Regions from separate parts of the Homo sapiens genome. Here regions 2 and 3 are each linked to region 1. A link is a contact called in ENCODE Hi-C or POLR2A ChIA-PET data. All regions are on one chromosome and are shown on one strand. Each heading gives the region's core, a stretch centred on a gene start or an enhancer-like site at or near the end of the contact. The rest is flanking DNA. Distances are from core to core; before and after follow the strand shown.

The links. Hi-C counts contacts between places; a loop is a spot of excess contacts on that map. ChIA-PET counts read pairs that join two places held with the same protein, here RNA polymerase II (POLR2A). Pooled maps may share reads with other maps.
Region 2: a map of PC-9 shows a loop between it and region 1 (2.8-fold over the local background). The contact joins two enhancer-like sites. A Hi-C loop is called at or near these places in 1 of 168 maps with a recorded cell type or tissue (PC-9), 1 of 37 single-sample maps with no recorded cell type and 2 of 50 pooled maps. POLR2A ChIA-PET finds 5 or more read pairs at or near these places in 2 of 52 experiments (H1 and activated CD4-positive, alpha-beta T cell).
Region 3: a loop to region 1 is called in a map of PC-9, with 10 times the contacts of the local background. The contact joins two enhancer-like sites. A Hi-C loop is called at or near these places in 1 of 168 maps with a recorded cell type or tissue (PC-9) and 3 of 50 pooled maps. POLR2A ChIA-PET finds 5 or more read pairs at or near these places in 2 of 52 experiments (Caco-2 and MCF 10A).

The regions. Positions count from the first base shown.
Region 1 is chr3:127,073,053-127,076,929 of GRCh38, reverse strand. No RefSeq gene overlaps it. Among named protein-coding and RNA genes, the nearest start is that of PLXNA1, 92 kb to the right of the region's middle. RefSeq lists a silencer at 1,139-1,208. Within about 2 kb of position 1,834, at least 5 of the 41 ENCODE cell types and tissues checked have a DNase peak (open chromatin) inside an H3K27ac peak, as active enhancers do.
Region 2 is chr3:127,454,606-127,458,482 of GRCh38, reverse strand. No RefSeq gene overlaps it. Among named protein-coding and RNA genes, the nearest start is that of LINC02016, 66 kb to the right of the region's middle. RefSeq lists a silencer at 2,459-2,888. Within about 2 kb of position 1,727, at least 5 of the 41 ENCODE cell types and tissues checked have a DNase peak (open chromatin) inside an H3K27ac peak, as active enhancers do.
Region 3 is chr3:126,750,571-126,754,447 of GRCh38, reverse strand. All of the region lies in intron 4 of CHCHD6 (coiled-coil-helix-coiled-coil-helix domain containing 6), which reads right to left. Among named protein-coding and RNA genes, the nearest start is that of CHCHD6, 48 kb to the right of the region's middle. RefSeq lists enhancers at 1,815-1,914, 1,888-2,182, 1,948-2,242, 1,995-2,632, 3,271-3,877. Within about 2 kb of position 2,032, at least 5 of the 41 ENCODE cell types and tissues checked have a DNase peak (open chromatin) inside an H3K27ac peak, as active enhancers do.

The DNA of each region.
Region 1 (3,877 bases), core at 585-3,084:
CACTGCTCAGCCTACACTTCACGCTCCCTCAGAGCCCTGCCTCTGCTTGACCACAAACTTGGCCTGGAGGCTGCTGGAGAATGGGAGGCCCTATGGAGCCAGGTGGTCCCTGTGGAGGTCATTCTGAGAGGTGACAGTGTGCTGGCAGCCCTCGAAGCCCTCGCTCGCTCTTGGCGCCTCCTCGGCCTTGGCGCCCACTCTGGCCACGCTTGAGGAGCCCTTCAGCCCACCGCTGCACTGTGGGAGCCCCTTTCTGGGCTGGCCAAGGCCGGAGCCGGCTCCCTCAGCTTGGGGGGAGGTGTGGAGGGAGAGGCACGGGCGGGAACTGGGGCTTCGCGCCACACTTGCGGGCCAGCCTGAGTTCTGGGTGGGCGTGGGCTCGGCAAGCCCCGCACTGGGAGTAGCTGGCTGGCCCACAAGCCCCGGGCAGTGAGGGGCTTAGCACCTGGGCCAGCAGCTGCTGTGCTCAATTTCTCGCCGGGCCTTAGCTGCCTCCCCGCGGGGAAGGGCTCAGGACCTGCAGCCACCCATGCCTGAGCCTCCCTGCCCCGCCGTGGGCTCCTGCGTGGCCTGAGCCTCCCGGCGGAGTGCTGCTCCCTGCTCCACGGTGCCCAGTCCCATCGACCACCCAAGGGCTGAGGAGTGCCGGCAAATGGCATGGTACTGGCAGACAGCTCCACCTGCGGCCCCGGTGTGGGATCCACTGGGTGAAGCCAGCTGGGCTCCTGATCTGGTGGGGACTTGGAGAATCTTTATGTCTAGCTAAGGGATTGTAAATACACCAATCAGCACTCTGTATCTAGCTCAAGGTTTGTAAACACACCAATCAGCACTCTGTATCTAGCTCAGTGTTTGTGAATGCACCCATTGGCACTCTGTATCTAGTTAATCTGGTGGGGACTTGGAGAACCTTTATGTCTAGCTAAGGGATTGTGAATGCACCAATCGACACTCTGTATCTAGCTCAAGGTTTGTAAATGCACCAATCAGCACTCTGGGTCTAGCTCAGGGTTTGTAAATACACCAATTGACACTCCTTATCTAGCTAATCTAGTGGGGACCATGGAGAACTTTTGTGTCTAGCTCAGGGATTGTAAACGCACCAATCAGCACCCTGTCAAAACGGACCAATCAGCTCTCTGTAAAACAGACCAATCGGCTCTCTGTAAAATGGACCAATCAGCAGGATGTGGGTGGGGCCAGATAAGAATAAAAGCAGGCTGCCCCAGCCAGTAATGGCAAGCCACTGCATGCCCTTCCAGACTGTGGAAGCTTTGTTCTTTTGCTGTTTGTAATGAATCTTGTTACTGCTCACTCTTTGTATCTACACTGTCTTTATGAGCTGTAACACTCACCACGAAGATCTGCAGTTTCACTCCTGAGTCAGCAAGACCACGAACCCCTTGGAAGGAAGAAACTCTGAGCACATCCAAACATCAGAAGAAACAAATTCTGGGCAGGCCGCTCTTAAGAACTGTAACATTCACTGCGAGAGTCTGTGCCTTCATTCTTAAAGTCAGTGAGACCAAGAACCCACCAATTCCGGACACAAGTCTACAGCAGCCAGCCGGAAAAGTCAGCAACAGGACACTGGTTCTTGAACAAGCCCAGACCACGGAGTTCAGCCCAGGCATTAGAGCTCAGTTAAGACCATAGAGCTCAGCCCAGCCCAGCCAAGCATAGCCCAGACTATGGAGCTCAGCCCAAACCACAGAGCTCAGCCCAGCCCAGCCAAGCATAGCCTAGACTACAGAGCTCAGCCCAACCCAACAGAGCACAGCCCAGACCACAGAGCTCAACCCAGACCAGCCAAGCACAGCCCAGACCACAGAGCTCAGTTCAGACCATAGAGCTCAGCCCAGCCAAGGATAGCCCAGACCGTGGAGCTCAGCCCAGACCAACCAAGCATAGCCCAGCTCACAGAGCTCAGCCCAGACCACAGACCTCAGCCCAGCACAACAGAGCACAGCGCAGACCAGCCAAGCACAGCCCAGACCATGTAGCGCAGCCCAGTCCAGTCAAGCACAGCCCAGACCACAGAGCTCAGCCCAGACCAGCTAAGCTCAGCCTAGACTTCCCAGCTCAGCTTGCCAATACTTAAAGTCTGAAAATAGTATATGATATTGTTTCAGGCCCCTGTGTTTAGAGGTGGCTGGTACACAGCTCAGCTTCCTGGGACACCTCCCCCACTAGCCCAGCTCTCTGCAGAGTTGTGGTAGGTTCTGCCTTTACCCTCCAAGGTCTCCAAGTGTTTAGGAGCACCCGTTGGAAGTACGCTGTCTGCCACAGCCAAGCCTTTGCTTGAGCCTGCCTCACCCCCAAGCTCCCCTAACTTGCAGTCATTGCCCCTCACTGCCCTGCTCTGGAGCTGGCCCTGTCATTAACTCACCAGCCAGGTCTCACTAACTTCAGCTCTTTGGGAGCAGAGCCATGGGAATGAGCCTTGTCTTCCCAGAGGGTACCTGGCTGTGTTCAGATTGAGTTTCCTCCTGCCCAGTGACCAGGGCTGGATTGGATGCTCCAAGTAAAACAAACACACTAGCACATGCATGCACACACACGAACACTTGCACATGACCACACACACATGCACACGGATATGCTCCTACAGGCACCACACACAGTTAAAATAAGCTCATTATACTCTGGCCGCAGGACAATTTACCCTGTAGCTGTTTGCTAAGAAAGCCACTCAGAGAGGACAAAAGAAAATCCAGCTTTTTTATATATTTCAAAATATGTTTTCTCTATCAGATTGGCCAGACTCCAAGTGTTTTCAGTCTGCTCTGTGGGCCAGACCTCAGGAAAGTGAGCACTGCTTGCCTTGCTGCTGGAAGGGTTCGTGGCATGGCCTCTATGAAAGGCAGTGTGGCAATTCCCATCAACATTATCCACTGACCCAGCAATCCCACCTGCGGAATTTTGCCCTGCAGGTGTACCTACCCACATTTCAAGAGACTCTGAGCAAGATTACCCACACCACATTGTTTCTGGCAGCAAAAGAACAGGAATAGCCCGAAATGCCCATCTCATTTTAAAACCTTGCAAATGCAGCATCTGTTTTACAAAAATAACAATAATGAAAAGCTGCAGAGTCAATGAGTGAATGCATGCTGGTCAAGCAAGCAGTCATGGTCACTGGGACGTTGGGAACACTCCGAACCCCACTCTGATGCCTGCCCAGCTGCAGCCCCTCCTGCGGGTGTCAGCACCGCCCCACCCCACAAAGCTGGCCTGACGCCTCCTCTGTCCCTCCCCAGCCCCTCCTAGCACACACGCCAAAGGGACTCTAGCCATCAACCCGCTGCTCGTCCCAGTTCTACAGCAGCCCAGAGGGGCGTCCAGGGCTGACTGAGCAGCAGGGCGGCCTGAGGCCCCAGGGCTCCCAGCGCCAGCCCCGCCTGTGAGCCCAGGAAGCAAGCTGCTTTGATGAAATTTTCACACTCCATGCATCTTTCAGGAGGAGGAGTTGGGTGGGGAGTGGAGAGGGAAGCTCCCTAGATGCTTTCTATGCTAGGGCTGGGCCTAGGGGCTGGGACCACATCAGTGAAGGTAGACCAGCAAGCCCCAGCCCTCCACCCACCCCCACTGGCCATACCAGGCAGGAGAGGAAGGCCTAGGAGGGGAGCAGTCACCTCTCGTTCTCACAGCAGCCGGCTATGGCCCTCTGACCACTGGTCTCCACTCTGCAGTGGTCAAGAGTGAGGCTTCTCCCCAGTCCTTGCCCTGCACTGGCACACGATGTTGGCAGCAGATGGACAGAGGGTCAGCTCCCAGTTACCTGTGTCCTCAGAGGCTGGAGGAGTCTGGTCCCCACCCTCCCTGCCTGCCAGGCCTGCGTCTCCACCTGGGAAGGGGCACCACACCTACCTGCCAG
Region 2 (3,877 bases), core at 478-2,977, 380 kb before region 1:
AGAGAAACTAAAGAGTTCCAGACAGAGGGAACAGTATGTCTAAAGGCACAAGTGAGGGTTTAGCACAGTGGTCAAGAGTGCAGGCTCTGGGGCCATTTTCCCTATTAACTAACCAGCTGTGCAACCTTAGGCAAATGACTTACCTTTCTGTGTTTTCGTTTTCCCATCTACAAAAATACTATACAATGCAGAATATTATACACGTTTATAGGGTTGTTGTGAGGATTAAATGCTTTCAATAAATGTCAAGTGCTCAGAACAGAGACTGGAATATAGCCAATATCAATGCAAGCTTGTTCTGACAGGTGCAGAGGCTCAGAGTTCAGAGCACAGTGGCTGGACCCTGGGCTATTTGGCAGTGCAGGGAGTTGGCAGGGTGGGGTTTGGGGGAGCAGTGAGGACTGAGCCTGCAGAGGTGAGTGGGGCTGGGGGAAGGAACTTGGAGTCTGTGTTGAAGTGGATCTCACTCTCAGGGCAACTGGAACCCTCAGATGGTTGGCTATGTGGAGACTGGGCTGGGTCTGTGTGTGTGTGTGTGTGTGCACGTGCATGTGTGTGTTGGGGGGTGTCTAGTGGCTGGCTGCCACCTGAGAGGAGCAGATGCTGGGATGGGGAGAAGGGGATAGTCGAGACCACTCCCCCATGTCTAGCTTTGGTAGGGGTGGGTGTTGGGGACACGGTTAGCTGCAGTCATCCATCTTTTAAGGGCGGTCTTTATTTCTCAGATCCTTTTTTTATTGGTTCCCCTTCCCCCACAATAGGTTTCCGTGAAGAAAACCCCTGTTAACAACCTAGCATGTATCCTGTATTTTCTTTTGTGTTAATAAAATCCTATAGAGGCCTATATACATATACATATATACACACAAACTCACAGATTTTTTTGCCCATTGTTTTATAAAAATGGGATCGTATGTTACATTCTTATCTCCAAATTGCTTTTCTCACCCAATAATACCTTATAGAAATCCCTTTAAGTCTATTGGTAGGCAGGTAATTAAATTTTTTATAAGTTGCATAATATTCCGCTGTGTGGCCGTCCCGCCGCCTGCCCTTCCCCACTCCCCCGTCATGTCCACCTCCCAGCTTACGCCTCGGCAGCTCGGCTTCCAGAGCCCGGAAACGGCGCGCTGCTTCGCACCTCCTCTCCGCGATGCAGCCCGTTCCCTCCGCTGCCTGACTCACACGGCTGCCTCCTACTCACTGGGGATCCATCTGCAGCTCCTTCTCCAGGGCAGCGGCCGGCAGGGCTGGCGGGAGCAGGGGGCGCAGAGAGGTCAGGGGCAGTTGAAGTGGGGCCTCGTGAGCCAGGCCGTGACGGGGCTGGGTCTTGATCCTGGATTGGGGGCCTCCCGGAAGGCTCGAAGCAGGGAGTGCTGTGTGTTAAGAAGCCCTGTAGCTGGCTGGAGACCTGGAACCTGTGCTGGTCGTCCTGTAAGGCAGGGGACCTGGGTCCCTCCGCTCCTCCCCAGGCTCCCCATCCACCCCCTCCCTCTTGGTCCCCGCTGTCTCCATTGGCTTCTCCTCCCCCGTGGTGAGCCAGGCTGTCCTGAGTGTCCAGGGGCAGACGGCCCCCGCCCACCCGCTTCCTGCGGCTCCCCCCAGGCCCTCCGGCTTCAGTCTCCACAGCTGAATCCTGCAGGAAGCCATACAGTGGGAATCTCCGGGCAGCTTCTGGTTCGCCCTCGGGTCTGAGTCACTCTCTGTGCTCTGTCTCCCCACCTCCCCACTTCCTCTCTGGCAGGCACCGATGCCTTCTGCACATTGTTCCCCGGGGAAGGGAACCACCCCTGCCTCACCTGGCGGCTTCCACTCCCGGTGGGGCCGTGGTGCCAGGGGCGGACAGTGCCATGGACAGGGTGGCTGCTTTGGTTCCCAGACTCCCTGAAGCCGCTTGTAGGGCCCTTCTAGAAAGGCCTGTCGTCGGCCCGCCCCTCCCCTGAGGTCAGAGGGCATGGGTCATCAGCAGCCCCGGGGGCTTGTCCACCAGATGCAGCAGGGTGGGGCGGAACAGGCCCTGTGTCTGTTCTAATTGCCCTGTTTCACTTCCGAGGCTACCTGGCTTTTACACCACAGGACGCTGAGTTTCTAATTACTATAGGGAAAGAGAAAAGGAGTTTTCTTTTTCAATAAGTGTATTTAAGTGGAGGAAGATCTGAAGGAAATGCCCACATGACTCTAGTGGGGCCGGGCGCCCAAAACCTGAAGGAGAGTCCGTGAAGAGGCTGGGAGGGTGCCCGCCGGCTGCTGGTGGGCCAAACCCACTTTTCTTCCCGCACTGTTTTGAAAAGCTATTGAATTGTGGGATTCCCAAGCAAACGTGAATTTTCTGGCTTCTTTTGAAAGGTCTGGACACTGGGCAAGGCTGAGAGGGGGAGCAGCGTGCCTCCCCGGCCTCCCTGCTGGGTTCACGGGGGAGAGGTTTGCAGCCCGCGGGCATCCGAGTCCTGCCCAGGCGACTGGGAGGGCCAGGCCAGAAGGGCGTCTCCTGGGGTGGGAGGCCCATGCCGGGCCGCCCCCGGGACTCACGCTGCTCCCAGGCCCTAGAGAGGGCGCCCAGCCCGAGCGCCTGGGACAGGCAGTCGCGCAGTGAGCACCTGTAGAGGCTGGGGTTTGGGCCGTGGCGCTGGCGCCGGCTCGCGGAGCTTCCCTCCCGCCCTCGCGGTCCCCTCTCGGGCTCGGTCCCTTCTCGGGCTCGGTCCCCTCTGCACAGCTAGGGGCCGCTCGGCTGCGGCGCGGCGCTCTGGGGGCGGCAGGGGGCGCTGGCGGCCCGCGGGAACCCTCTGCAGCTCAGGACAAAGGCTGCGGGTGCGGCGCCGAGCCTGCGCTATGCTGGGACCCGGCGATGCAGCCCCGACTGCAGCCCGCTCCAGCCCATCCCGACCGCCAGCGCCGTCGGTAGTCCTCTCCCCCAGCGCACACCTCCGCCTCTCCTCCGCATCCCTCCCCGGCCATCTGTTTTGCACTTCCCCTCTCCATCCCTGGGCCTCTCTGTCTTCTGTCTGCCTCTCTAACTCCAATAAGGGCTGACCCTGTCTCTGAGTGCCCCTTGGGTCCCTGGCATCTCTCTGTTTTTCCTGTTCCAACTGTTTTCTCCGGAGGTCAGTTTGCTCTTCCAGAGAGGAGGCCCTGAGACCACATTAGCAGTGATGGGACCAGCGGAGAAAAAGCACCCCGCCTCCTCCACCTTCGCCTGCCCTTTGGCCTCTGTTGCAGGCTGGGCGCCTCTGACTGCCCACAGATAGTCTTCATGTTAATGCCAGGTCTTACTGGGTTCTCCCTCTGGTCCCACCATGCCCCCTGGGTTGCCTGGGGAAAGGGGGGAGGTTGGGATCCTGGCCTGGGCTCCCTGTGGTTGCGGGCAAAGCTGGTGCTGAATGGGAATGGAAGGCATTCTGAGGCTCCGGGCTGGGCCACGGGACCTGGCCTGCCTCTGCTGTGGCCTGCCGTCCCTGCTTGCCTAAGATCTTCCCTTCCATGTTCCCAGTTCCCTACACAAATAATGAAAATGTAGGGCTCTATGACATTTTCCAACTCTGATCATCTAGACTCTAGTGACATGGATCTAAAATCCCACACTCCTGGTTATCTGACCTTCAAAGCAGGTGCTTTATCCAGTTCTTAAGACAGTACTACGGGGAAAGTGTCAGCACGCCTATTTTATAGATGAGGAAGACTGAGGCCCAGAGAGCCGAAGGAGCTGCTGCAGGGACACCAAGCCCTGTCTGACTCTCAGCCTGGACCTGCTCCCCTGAGCCAGGCTGCTGTGCAAATGGTCAGAGGGCTCCAGGCTTTAGCTGTCAGAGGTTTCTCCACCACTGGAACCTTAGAAGCACAGAGGAGCCACCCTCATATGCCATGTACTGCATGATTCCAT
Region 3 (3,877 bases), core at 783-3,282, 320 kb after region 1:
TCCCAAAGGGCTAGGTACATGGCTTAGGGGCTGAAGGGCAGTATATGCTGACAGAGCCAGCTGCTGGCACCATCTCTTGGAAGGAATGATTGCTTTCTAGGACCTATGGCAGGTGAAGCACTGAGCTAGGCACTCTGAAGATGTTTACACTTGATCCTTGCAACAACCCTGTGAAGTCAATATTGCTGTCCCTGTATTACGGATGGGGAAAGTGATGCCCAGAGACACTTAACCAAGGCCACACAACTTGTTTCAGTAACACAGATGAGATTCTTTTAACCTTTTCTACTACCTGCTACCTTCTCTCAAGGCAGTTCAGACTGTGATCCAAAGAACTGCAGCTCTAACTGCTATGACTATTTTATGGACTAATGTGGACAAACCAGAGATTACAGATCAGGGTAACAGGGATGTCAATGCTGCTGGGACTCTAAGGAAGCATGTGAATAATTCTAACAGGATCCCCCGCCTCCACATGGAATTTATACACCACCTTCCCAATAAACACTCAAGCCTGGCAATCCCTTTCCTCTCCACCCCTCTCAGGAAAAGCAGGTACTGCTGAGCTTCTCCAGGCCACGTGCTGGTACCTCTCAGGTAGTACTACTTCCAGCAAGGCTCAGCATGTGCCCACCACAGCCCTTGGTGCCCACTGCCACCCAGACTCGTGCTGGAGCACTGCAGCCCAGAGAGCAGGAAGAACCAAACCCGTGGGCCCTCTCTTCACCCACTGCTGCAGAAAGGCAGCCCACGAAACTCTGGGCAATGCGCCTGTACACCAGAGAGAGAGACAGGGGCAAGGGCAGATGAAGAGAAGCAAGAAGAGAGGCAGGACACTGATCTTTATCTGGGAAGAGAATGCTAGCCAAGGTCCCAATAAGGTTGAGACAAACTCTCTGCTGATGCCACTTCTACAGAGGCCCCGTCCAATGTTTACAGAGAACTCCACCCCAAGGCCGGTCTACAAGCCGCAGCTATGGCAGGCATGCAGGCGGGCTGCAGCATGCTCCTGGAATGTCTTTGGAATGATCTGCACCCAGCTACGAGTGCCTCAGTGCCCCTCCTCCTCAGCCTCCAGGTGGGCAAAAGGACGGCACAGCTCCTGCTGCCGAACCTTGACTTCTTCACAGAAACAAGCAAGCATGACCATATCCAGATGCCAACTTGAGGTTCCTTCATGCAACGGCTGCTTGCCATGGGAAGTCCAAGCCACTGATATGTTAGCTGTTTGCTCCATGTGCCTTCCCTGGGCCCTGAAAAAATCCCCTTGGCTGCCAAAATCGTGTGACAGTCCATCCGCCCCCAAGAAAGTCAGAATCTGCTTGTTTTACAAAAAGCAGCCAAGGAAAAGGCGCTTGAAGGGTGCCACCAGCTACCAAGAGAAGGACTAGTGCAAGGAATCCTCCTATCCCCCGCCCCTCTGCCAGCTGGGGAAGCAGTCCACAGACACAGTTCTTAATTTGGCCTTAACCTCGGGTACCTGGCAATGACAAACAATGTGACTTACGAGGTCTAGGAACAAAGTAGCTGGGGTTGAGGAGTCAATGCCCCAGCCCAGCCCATCATAAAACCCCAATATTTCTCCTTCCTCATCTAATCCCAACTGCTCCTTCTTTACATTTTTCTGGATCCAAGCCAAGCCATCAGTAACTTTCTGGATGAGGAGGAGAACAGGGTGAGAGAAAAGCGGGCCCTTCCTCAGCAAGCCGCGCTAAAGGGGCAGGGAGAACGAACGGGATGCTAAGTCCCCACAGGGCAGTACAAACCTGGTCAACCTGTCCCCCAGGGCAGCCACAACAAAGGGAGGTCAGATAACACTAAAAAGCCAGGTCTCCCAACAAAAAGAGGGCAGGAGATGAAAGATCAGGCCTTGGGTAGAGGGCCTTTCAGCCTCCTCAGCTAGATTTAATCAGTCTCAAAGCTACCAGGTTACAGGCCCTCAGAGGATGACATCGGGGGAAGGGGCCTTCTCCCCACCCTGCCCAAGGCCTTCTCCCAGCACGCCTGTTCTTCCAGCCAACAAGTGGCCCAGGCCTGCCACCTAGTGGGCTCCGCTCACACACCACAGGAAGAGACCGGATCCCAGAAGAGGGGCTGCTGTGACCAGAGTCCTGCCAACAGTTCCAGGACTTCATTCACAAGGCACAGTGGGGTTCTCTCTGGCTGTGGCAACAACCAAAACTGCTGGAGAAAACCGTTTCCCAGGGACCAGTGACAAATGAAAAATAGGAAGGAGTGAGCTGCATTCTCAGAGCCTGGCCTTCTTCCCCACCTTTTCTAAGCCCAAACAGCTCCTGCACCCAGAGCCTGTCCCCAGTGAAGCACAGGATATGCGTGGGACAGGAATGCCAATTTCAAAATGCTAGTCCTAGAGTGCCCCTACTCACACACACAGGTTCTAAGCTCTGGCCTCATCCTAAGACTCTGGCCTAAAAGCTGTGATTTTTAAACGGCCATTAGATGAGTGAATTTTACTATGCATGAGGCCGTGTCCCAGAGGTGGACAGGGTACAAGGCTTTGGAGGGGCATAACTGGTAAACCTCAGAGGGCAGTACAGGCACATTCCATGTGCTGTGCACCTGGTGCTGCTCTAAGCTTGTCCCTTATCTCAAGAAGTCTTATGACTATCCAGGGAGGAGGCAGGATCACCAGCAGGGACAACAGAGGATTCAGTGCCCTGCTCAGGGAGCACAACTGGGAAGCAGGATTCGACCCCAGGCAACCCGGCTCCTGAATTCACACCATGCTGCGGCAGCCTCCAATCCTAGCTGCTAGACATAACAAAAGAAGAATAAATAAAAAACTCACACTCTAAAACCCTAAAAACCCAGGTCTGCTCTGGCTAGAGGGCCCCAGCAAAGGAGCAGAATCTGGGCTACCCTAGAGGATAAGATAAAAATCAAGTTAGGGCAATGCAGGCGCTTTTTTTTTTTTTTTTTTTTTGAGACAGGGTCTCACTCTGTCACCTAGGCTAGAGTGCAGTGTGACATGATCTCGGCTCACTGCAACCTCGACCTCCAAGGCTCAAGCAATTCTCGTGCCTCAGCTTCCCCAGTAGCTGGGACCACAGGTGTACACCATCACGCCTGGCTAATTTTTGTATTTTTTGTAGAGACAGGGTTTTGCCATGTTGCCCAGGCTGGTCTCGAACTTCTGGCCTCAAGCAATCGGCCCACCTCTGCCTCCCAAAGTGCTGGAATTACAGGCATGAGCTACCACACATGGTGGCAAATTCTTATTAGTGAGAAAAAGAACTGCCTTCAAAGAAGTGCAACCAGAGGCCCAGAGAAAAAAAAAAAATAACAGTCCCCCAGAGGCCCGGCAAGGCCTGAACACAAAAGAAAAACATACATTCCTTTTCAGCCCTACCGGTGGTGACTCCAGGGAAAGCCAGAGAGCAAGAAAGATGAGAAGCCTTAGACCACCGTTCCTCTCCCTCCTACCCTTCCAGATCCTCAAGAGGTCAAGATGTTGTGCTGGGGTCAGCACGGGGCACCAACTGCCCTTGCTCAGCTGTGCCTTCTTGTGGAGACAGCAAAGGCAGGGCCCATAGCCATGATGTCAGTTCCTGGAGGAATTTCATCGATTCCTCATTAGCATGGGAGAACTGCCTGCCCACCTGTTAGAAAAACTTTCCATTTATGGTGACAGATGGGGCAGTGTTAATGGGCTGGCTTTAACTGGGAAACAAGGAAGTTCAGGCTCATTGCAAAAGGAATTAGCATTAAAGCTAGGTGGGTCTGCTCATTTACAGGGAGGCTTGGGAGAAAGCTCTGGGAACTTGCCTCACATGCTAGGGGTATCCAGGCACTCAAGACTCAGGCCTAGAGGCAGCCATGCCCAACCAAGGCCTGCCCCTAGCAGACCCTCTAGCAC